2 separate regions of the Homo sapiens genome follow, and region 2 is linked to region 1. The links are chromatin contacts, found by Hi-C or POLR2A ChIA-PET in ENCODE. All regions are on one chromosome and are shown on one strand. Each heading gives the region's core, a stretch centred on a gene start or an enhancer-like site at or near the end of the contact. The rest is flanking DNA. Distances are from core to core; before and after follow the strand shown. Region 1 holds the start of TSG101 (tumor susceptibility 101). Region 2 holds the start of LDHC (lactate dehydrogenase C).

Evidence for each region. A loop is a pair of places that touch in the nucleus more often than their neighbours do. ChIA-PET counts read pairs that join two places held with the same protein, here RNA polymerase II (POLR2A). Pooled maps may share reads with other maps.
Region 2: a loop to region 1 is called in a map of endothelial cell of umbilical vein, with 3 times the contacts of the local background. The contact joins the promoter of LDHC here to the promoter of TSG101 in region 1. A Hi-C loop is called at or near these places in 6 of 168 maps with a recorded cell type or tissue (PC-3, adrenal gland, chondrocyte and 3 more), 5 of 37 single-sample maps with no recorded cell type and 9 of 50 pooled maps. POLR2A ChIA-PET finds 5 or more read pairs at or near these places in 13 of 52 experiments (A549, GM12878, HEK293 and 7 more).

The regions. Positions count from the first base shown.
Region 1 is chr11:18,522,747-18,528,195 of GRCh38, reverse strand. It overlaps TSG101 (tumor susceptibility 101), which reads left to right and starts at 1,254. Exons shown (of 10, transcript NM_006292.4): 1 at 1,254-1,421. The coding sequence starts at 1,380. RefSeq lists an enhancer at 985-1,094.
Region 2 is chr11:18,410,225-18,414,973 of GRCh38, reverse strand. It overlaps LDHC (lactate dehydrogenase C), which reads right to left and starts at 2,656. Exons shown (of 8, transcript NM_017448.5): 1 at 2,566-2,656; 2 at 2,131-2,265. The coding sequence starts at 2,256.

The sequences.
Region 1 (5,449 bases), core at 5-2,504:
AACCTTCTTGCTTTTAAAAGACATAAAACAGCAAGTAAAATGGAAGGACAGACAGACCTCTAGTTTGGTTTGACTGGAGCTGTATGCTTAACTAAGGAGCTGAAAAACAGAGGCGGAGGTTGCAGTGAGCCGAGATGGTGCTACTGCACTCCAGCCTGGGCGATGGAGTGAGAGTGACTCAAAAAAAAAAAAAAAAGAAAAAGAAAAAGAAAAACAATACCTATTAATAGCCTTTATTTGTGCGTGTTAGCAACAGTTTATAATGATGCTTCCACATGCTTTCAGTTAGGCCCTCCTTGTGAATGTGACCTTCACTTAGACGCCAACTTTGAAGGGAATCAATACTACGGCCTTGTTCTCATTAGGGCTGTACTAAAATAATTGAAACTGTCACACATCATCAAACTCAAAATTTTACAATACCTTGAATGACACTGTGCTTACAAAACTGACGGTGATGTGTAATGATGACTAATGTAAGTCACCATGAAGAATTTTTATGGGAAGTAAAAATTCAATTAAGATGGAAGTACCTACCCTTGCATTGTGCAAGGCAATGAAGATCTGAAGGAAGCCTGCCTTCAAGGGCTTGGATTTTGACAGCGGACAGGTACACAAATACAGCACCAGGTAAAATACGGCCTGTATTATCATTTATGGGTGGGTACAGAGGAGAAATTCTGACTTACGGAATGATTTCCTGGAGAAGAAATTACTATCTGGCTTCTTGTGAAACAAAGGCTCTACACTTTACCCTTGCCAACGTATAGTATGAAGGTCTTTAAGCTTAAAAAAAATCATTAATTAGAGGACCACTGGGCATCATCTAAGGCAAGTGTATGACTTTAGAGTCGGGAGAAATTTGCGCCTGAGCTAGAAATGCACTAGCCTACCATTATCACAAGAGCAAGTCAGTGACAGAACAGTTCTCTGACCGCCAGTGCAGTGCCCTCCCACTTGATCAATCAGTCATTAAGGCTCACTGGCAAGCCCTTCGTACTTCTTCCCTCTCCGGCACTAGCTTCCTTAAGTCGACTCTGTGAAATACCTGCTAATCTTATCCTGAACCAGAGTTTCGACCCTCGGAACAGTCTTGCCCACATCTTTGGGACCCGATTCGTCCTGCTGATTCCGGCACTCGAGGGGCGGGTTGGTTGGAACCCACCCCACCAGGCCCCTCTCAATCCCACACGGTGTCCACCCTTGCCCGCAGGACGGCGGCCCGGAAGTGACGTAGTGGAAGCGGAAGTGGTGTAGTGGTGCCGACTTCCTGTTGTTTGAGGCCGGGTTGGGGGTGTGCGATTGTGTGGGACGGTCTGGGGCAGCCCAGCAGCGGCTGACCCTCTGCCTGCGGGGAAGGGAGTCGCCAGGCGGCCGTCATGGCGGTGTCGGAGAGCCAGCTCAAGAAAATGGTGTCCAAGGTGAGGCTGCGACGCGCTCGCCTCCCAGGGCGCGCCCACCGCTCCCTTCCGCGCCCTGTCGAGTCCGTCCCGGCCCAGCCAAGCAAGCTTCCCAGACGGGCCGGAAGCCCCGGTGCAGTCCTTAGCGACCTCCTCAGAACCCCGCCCCGAGGCGCCTGTCGCCTGGTGCGGGAATCCCCGTACGGGAGCTGGGAGGGTGGGGGACGGCGACAGTCAACAAAGGCGTGGAGCGGAGGCTACCTGACACCTGCCGCCCACCCGCCCTCCTCTCTTCCACTGAGTTTGGAGCTGTCTGTGGGGCAGTGTAGTTTTTCGTTTGTTTTTATAAACACAAACAAGGGATCATACTTAGTTGTAGATCTGAGGCAATCCTCTACTCCTGTCCCAATCTAGGGATCCTCCAGTCTTAGCCTTTCTTTTGCCGACCCGCAGAGAGTGTGGCCTTTTCAGTTTTGTATTCTCCAGAAAAGAAGCGAAAATACCAGTCCCTTACTGCCCCAGGTGAAATACATACCATTACCATTTCAGGGATTTTCTAAGAGTAACTACTTTTAAGTGTATGCTTCTTATAACGCGTATTTATTTGCTTTGAGCTTAATTTATGATCTTCACGGCTCAAGACTAGTGTTTTTTTTTTCAATTTTTAAAAAAGCAGTTAAGCATTTTGTATTTTAAAGCCATGATTTATTTATATAATTACTTCAAACGTGGCACCTCACACCAGAGTGGAATGGCTTTTGTTATGTTTTGTTGTAATTTTCCAAAACTATGTAAAATGATTGAGAGTTGAGTCTTGACCAGTTCAACGTGTTAGCTTGGGATAGTTTTGTCAAAGCAAGAATGGTAGCAATCAGCGGTTTAAGCGGTTTCAATTTTTAATAAAACACACTATTATGTGTAAAACTTTTTTAAAAACAGACTTTTTCCAGTTAAATCGCCCCCATAGTTCTTGATTGAAGACCAAATAATCTCTAAGGAGAAAATGACAGCTTTCAAAATAAAGCATATATTGGTTGTGTAATCGTATATTTTAGGCTTCTTGGTTTTGTTTTGATAAACTTGTTATCCTTAGTTATAGAAGACATATGGGAAGCCATAGAAGATTGTGACCCAGGTAAAGATCCATGTTGTAACTTTTATATATCACTTTTTGAAAAAAACGGTATATTGTTTTACATAGTATGTAACTGAAGAGTATCTGTTCCATGACTCTTTTTTTTTTTTTTTTTTTTTTAGAGTCTTGCTCTGTCACCCAGGCTGGAGTGCAGTGGCACGATCTTGGCTCACTGCAATCTCCGCCTCCCAGGTTCAAGCGATTCTCCTGCCTTAGCCTCCCAAGTAGCTGGGGATTACAGGTGCCCACCACTTCACACAGCTGATTGTTGTATTTTTAGTAGAGACGGGATTTCACCATGTTGGCCAGGCTGGTCTTAAACTCCAGACCTCAGTGATCCACCGCTTTGGCTTCCCAAAATGATGGGAATACAGGCGTGAGCCACCACACCTGGCCTCCATGACATTTTTGATCTTTAAATTGATAGCATAGTCATTAAGATTTAGTCCTTGGGCTGGGCGCAGTGGCTTACGCCTGTAATCCTAGCACTTTGGGAGGCCAAGGCGGGTGGATCACCTGAGGTCACGAGTTCAAGACCAGCCTGATCAACATGGTGAAACCCCGTCTCCTAAAATACAAAAATTAGCCGGGCATGATGGCGGGTGCCTGTAATCCCAGCCTACTCGGGAGGCTGAGATGGGAGAATCGCTTGAACCTGGGAGACGGTGGTTGCAGTGAGTCGAGATCAGGCCACTGCACTCCAGCCTGGGTGGCTGAGCAAGACTCCATCTCAAAAAAAAAAAAAAAAAGATTTATTCCTTAATGTATGTATATTCATATAAAGAGCAAGAATATTCAAATATTAGCTTATTTTTTATACCCTAATTAAGTTTCCTAAGCTTCCCTAGAGAAACCTGCCATCAAAGACAAAGGCAAGGCATGTTCAGAAGATATTTTATACCTCTACCTGCCTTCCCCTCCACCCAACCTGTGATTACTTTAGAAACAAAAACAGAGGTAGGGAAGAGGTGGGAGAGGGCATCCTACCTGCCTTTTGGTCCTTGACTCAATATCTGGAAAATTGAGACTCCTGTATGTGATTATGACGATTCTGAGCATCAGCATTAGTACTGTCCAACCTATGAATTTTAGACAGGTAAGAATAGGAAGTAAAGTAATAGAAGCAGTTGTGGGGCTCCTTCCTCCTAAAGAAGGGCTTCAAATGTTTTCCTTTCAGCTGGTGTGGTCTGATGTAAGAATTGTTAGCCAGGACCCTGAACACATAGCTAGGGTGAAGGTCATTATTGTTTTCTCTTTATCTGATTGTAGGCTCTCCACACACATCATGGTACTCTGGCCACCTGCCTTATGTTTTATGTGTTTATTATAAAAGGTCTTTTTTTCCCTTGAGCATTATCTTAGCTCCCAACTTCAACATAACTTTCAACACCTTTCTCTGTTATTTTTGCAATTAACAGATATATTTATACCAGATTAGTCCTTCTTCTTTTACAGAAACAACTTCCCACTTTAGATGTTTCATACATACAGCCACTTATATTTTTACATAGTTTATCTACAGCATTTCTAGAGGCACAGTCACTGCTAAATGAGTAGAAGAAAACTGTGGGCCTGGTGTGGTGGCTCATGCCTGTAATCCCAATACTTTGGGAGGTAGAGATGGGAGAATCCACTTGAGGCCAGGAGTTCAGGATCAGCCTGGGCAACATAGCTAGACTCTGTCTCTACAGAAAATTTAAAAATCAGCCAGACTTCGTGGCTTGCACCTGTAGTCCTAGCTACTTGAGAAGCAGAAGCAGGAGGATCACTTAAGCCCAGGAGTTCAAGGTTACAGTGAGCTATGACAGAGAACCTGTCTCAAAAAGTAAAAAATAAACATTTTAAACTATAACAAAATTGGCCAGGTGCAATGGCTCATGCCTGTAATCTCAGCACTTTGGGAGGCTGAGGTGGGCGGATCACTTGAGGTCAGGAGTTTTGGACCAGACTGGCCAAGATGGTGAAACCCCATCTCTACTAAAAATACAAAATTAGCCAGACATGGTGGCGCACGCCTGTAATCCCAGCTACTCGGGAAGCTGAGAAAGGAGAATTGCCTGAACCTGGGAGGCAGAGGTTGCAGTGAGCTGAGATCACGCCACTGCACTCCAGCCTGGGTGACAAAGCGAGAATCCATCTCAAAAACAAATAAATAAATAAAAATAATAAAATAAAGATTGATATGTCCCTCACTGTTTTAGGTTCTAGGGATGCAACAGTGAACAATCAGACAAAGAAACTGTGCTTCTGGAATTTAAATTCTTATAGAAGGCAATAAACAACTCAATAAATACATCAAGAAGTACGTTGGAAAGTGATAAGTGCTTTAGAGAAAATAAAGCAGGGAAGAAATGGGGAATGCTAGGGTGTGGAAATGGGATGAGTCACCGTTTTATATCTGATAGTAAAGAGAGGTCTTTCTGAAAAAATCTACTTGAGCTCACCTGAGAGAGGTAAAGAAACTGTGTGCTTGACATGGGGCTTACACCTGAAATCCAAACATTTTGGGAGGCGGAAGCTAGAGGATCACATTGAGGCCAGGAGTTCCAGACCAGCCTGGGCAACATAGCATGACCTTGTCTCTTCTCTACTAAAAATATAAAAAAATTAGCCAGGCGTGGTGCATACCTCTAATCCCAGCTGGTTGGGAGGCTGAGATGGGAGGATCACTTGAGCCCAGGAGTTTGAGGTTGCAGTGAGCTGTGATCACACCACTGTACTCCAGCTTGGGTGACAGAGCAAGATCCTGTCAAGAAAAAAACAAACCTGGAACAATCTGGGGTAAGAACATTTCAGAAGGAAGGAAAAACAAATGCAAAGACTCATAGACAGAAGTTTGTCATGCATGATAGAGGAACAACAAAGGAGGGTATGGTGGCTAGACTGGAGTGAGCAAGGGAGGAAAGTGGTGGTA
Region 2 (4,749 bases), core at 1,407-3,906, 110 kb after region 1:
TGTTAGAACTTTTTAGAGCTGGGTGTTTTTTGTTTTTGTTTTTTTTTGCCATTCAGATAACAGTTTGAAACCAAGGAAAATAAAATGATTTCAAAGGCTTTTATTATATTTAGCCTTTATTTTTGTGTTTTTTGTTTTGTTTTGTTTGAGATGAAGTCTCACTCTGTCGCCCAGGCTGGAGTGCAGTGGCACAATCTCGGGCACTGCAACCTCCGTCTCCCAGGTTCAAGCAATTTTCGTGCTTCAGCCTCCCGAGTAGCTGGGATTACAGGCGCCCGCCACCATGTCCGGCTAATTTTTGTATTTTTAGTACAGACGGGGTTTCACCATATTGGTCAGGCTGGTCTCAAACTCCTAACCTCAAGTGATCTACCCACCTCAGCCTCGCAAAGTCCTGGGATTACAGGCCTGAGCCACTGCGCCCGGCCAGGATTTTATTATATTTAACCTTAACCCTAATTTCTGAGTTGGCTAAAGCTGCTTTTAGTATGCGTCGTTATGGCCCAAACAGGAAGGTAACCACCTCTGATGAACACTTATTGTTTTCATCTGTCTAGTGTCCCTTTTTCTGGTAATAGAATTTCTCTTTTCCATGGGAACCCATTCCATATGTTTCAGTGCAGTACAATTAACATTGGTTTTCCAAGCTTAGGGTAGATGGGCATAAAACCAGACCTAGCCAATTGTTCCATCCTTTCCTTCTGGTCACAGAAATCAGTTCATAAGTGGACATATGGCCCAGGTATAAGAAACAAGCATGTCTATGAAGTTTGAAAATGGAAGACGGAAGATTACATCTCACTTTTCTTTGGAATCATAAGCTCTAAGAATAACATGCAAATCTAAGAACATTAGTAAGGACTGTAGAGTTGGAGAAAAAACAAGAATCTAAGAACAAACTGTACAGCCATCTTTACCACCACATAGAAAGGCTCTACGAATTAAGCCAACAGAGAAAATCTAAACCAAGATATACAAAGACTATGTCTTGATATGTGTGAACTTCAGAATCCGGTAGTACCTGAAGCAGTTTTGCCCTATTTCCAGTTACATGAACAATATTTCGTCTTTTTCTGCTTACCCTAATTTAAACTGGGTTTTTGTCACATGTGACAGAGTACGGAACTATATACAAGGAGTGTATTCATTCAGATTTCAATAGCCAGATTCCAAAAGCGAACAGTAAGGGAAAGAAGTAAAAGTCCCTACTTAAGGCCAGGCGTGGTGGCTCATGCCTGTAATCCCAGCACTTTGGGAGGCTGAGGCAGGCGGATCACGAGGTCAAGAAATCAAGGCCATCCTGGCCAACATGATGAAACCCCGTCTCTACTAAAAATATAAAAATTAGCTGGGCGTGGTGGCACATGCCTGTAGTCCCAGCTACTCAGGAGGCTGAGGCAGGAGAACTGCTTGAACCCGGGAGGCAAAGGTTGCCGGGAGCCGAGATCCTGCCGCTGCACTCCAGCCTGGCAACAGAGCGAGACTCCGTCTCAAAAAAAAAAAAAAAAAAAAAAGAGAGAACAATAAACACTGGGGACTCCAAAAGCAGAGAGGGAGGAGGGCACAAGGGTTAAAAACAATACCTATTGGCAGCCAGGTGTGGTGGCTCATGCCTGTAATCCCAGTACTCTGGGAGGCCGAGGCAGGCGGATCACTTGAGGTCAGGAGTTCGAAACCAGCCTGGCCAACATGGAGAAACCCCATCTCTACTAAAAATATAAAAAATTAGCCAGGCCTGGTGGTGCATGCCTGTGGCCCCAGTTATTCAAGAGGCTGAGGCAGGAGAATCGCTTGATCCCGGGAGGTGGAGGTTGCAGTGGGCCAAGATCGCGCCACTGCACTCCAACCTGGGTAACAGACAAATCCTGTCTCAAAAAAAGAAAAAGAAAAGGAAAGTCAGAAAAAAAAAGAAAGGAAAAGAAAGAAGAAGTTTAAAAAAAAAGGAAAAGAAAGAGAGAAAGAAAAAGGAAGGAAGGAAGGAAGGAAGGGAGGGAGGGAGGGAGGGAGGAAAGGTCAAAGGATACATAATTGCTTTCAAGGGATTAACCTTGCAACCCTGAATACATCGACATATACAACACTCTGAAGTGCTCACTTGATTTTCAGCCACAGGATGGGCTTCTCACTCACCTTCAGTAAGATACTAATAGCACAAGCCATGCCTACGGCACCAGTTCCAACAATAGTAATTTTACACTGGGAGTTTTCATCATCCTCAATTAGCTTCTCAATTAGCTGCTCCTTGACAGTTGACATTTGGAGAACCTGATAGGGATAATGCAATTTCATTGGATTAACCACACTGAACATCTAAGAAACTACCTCTTCAGTTTGCAGAATGTTGGAGCCGGGGATGGGGGGAAGCCAAAGAAAGAATTTCCTGGTCAAAGGATGCGGGGAGGGTAAAGCAAGGCCCAGTCTACCAGGCAATGGGAGGGCTGGGGCACCAGCGGGCTTTTGGATTTCTCCCTGCCCCCAGCCACCACTTTCACCCCAGCACCACACGCTCACAAATGCTTTGCTTGGCGCAATCAGTACAGATGACCCACAGGGACAAAGCACCACCTTTGAAGGAAGGCACAGAAGTGACACCAGAAAAATACACCAACGACAGTTGAGGCGCTAAGCCCGTCGACGGTTGCCCTCCGTGCGACTCGAGACACGCACGTTCCCCCGCTCGGCTCTTATGCGTCAGCACGCAAGCTCCGCCCCCCGCCGGCCCAGGCGCGGGCATGGGGCGTCTTTTCTGCCCTGGAGCGCAGTGTGGGTGGCGGCGGTCCAGATCACCGAAATGCTGATGGGAAGAATTCTAGACTGGCCCAAAGAGTGTGCAAGACGGGGATATCCATGCATTGTTTGCAGGATTTTAAAAAATTATTAACTTCTGTAACTTCAGGACTGAGTGCTGAAATAAAGTTAGAATTTCTCTTGAGAGAACAGAGGGTGGTAATGAAACGCAAAGACGCGAAGGATGCTTTCAATTTACAGCAAGAAATTGTTAATATTTATAACTCATGGCCGGACGCGGTGGCTCACACCTGTAATCCCAGCACTTTGGGAGTCCGAGGCAGGTGGATCACCTGAGGTCAGGAGTTTGAGAACAGCCTGGCCAACATGGCGAAACCCCGTCTCTACTAAAAATATAAAATTAGTCGGGCATGGTGGTGCATGCCTGTAGTCCCAGCTACTTGGGAGGCTGAGGCAGGAGAATCGCTTGAACCCAGGAGGCGGAGGTTGCAGTGAGCCAAGATCGCGCCACTGCACTCCAGACTGGGCAACAAGAGAGAAACTCCATCTCAAAAAAAATTTACATATATATTTTTTTTTTTGTGAGAGAGATATATATCTCACAGAAGGGGACACAACCTACTCCATCTTTTGTAGAGTATTTGCATTTGAACCTTTTTCAAAATCCAAAATATAATTTATTTTTCTTATAATAGCCTGTAGTGTTGTTATTGTTGTTGTTTTTGAGACAGAGTCTCACTCTGTCGCCCAGGCTGGAGTGCAGTGGCACAATCTCAGTTCACTGCAACCTCCGCCGCCTGGGTTCAAGCAATTCTCCTGCCTCAGCCTCCCAAGTAACTGGGACTACAGGCGTGCGCCACCACGCCCGGCTAATTTTTGTATTTTTAGTAGAGATGGGGTTTCACCATGTTGGTCAGAATGGTCTCCAACTCCTGACCTAGTGATCCGCCCTCCCAAAGTGTTGGGATTACAGGCGTGAGCCACCGTGCTGAGCCACCGTGCCCAGCCGCCGGGCAAATTTTTTTGTATTTTTTTGTATTTCACCTTGCTGGCCAGGCTGGTCTCGAACTCTTGACCTCAAGTGATCCACCCACCTCGGCCTCCCAAAGTGCTGGGATTACAGGCGTGAACCACCGCACCCAGTCAGTATTTGTTTTCAATATGGTTCAGATTATGCAATAACCCTGCTTTAAACTCTTCCGTGGCTTTCCATTACAGGTAGAGTAACCCACTTTTACCACAACCTAGATCTTCAAGATTTGGCCTCCTACCCCCACTTCCCATATCATCTCAGGACACTCAATACACTTCCTTCCAACTAGGCTTTGGACAGCTTTTTTGGATCAGGACTTTTTGCTGTTCTTTAAACCAAGAAAGCTCTTTCCCCAGCCCTTCTCAAGGTTAATTCCTCATTTTCAGCTTTGCACATACATACTCTGGCTTTCCTTGACAAATGTCAACTACCATCATTTCCTGTATATCTCTCTCTTATGGCACTTTTCTCAACCAGCAACTAGCCTGAAGCTAGAGGCCTCCTATAGCAGACAGGAGCAGCAACCACTTGGTCCTATACCTCCACAGCAACCTCATTTATCCCCGGGCTGAGAGGGAGATTGCTGGCCTGGATGGACTGGAAATTTAAGCTCTACACCTGCCTCAGGCCCCTGGCGGCCAAGGAAGGTATCAGCTTGGTAGTGGCCAAACTGATGCTAGATGACTAGAACTGGCTCTTCATCCATGCCTGCCCAAATACTCCAAACTTACTTAACATTTTGCTTACTTGATTGCAGTAACTTTAGAACCAAAATTTGTCTTTATTTATTCTTGTACATTGCAACATTTACCAAAGCATAGTAGGTACTCACTAAAGAATTTTTGGGCCAGACATGGTGGCTCACTCCTGCAATCCCAGCACTTTGGGAGGCCGAGGCTTCAGCCCAGGAGTTCAAGACCAGTCTGGCAACATAGGGAGACCCCCATCTCTACCCCCAAAAATAAAAA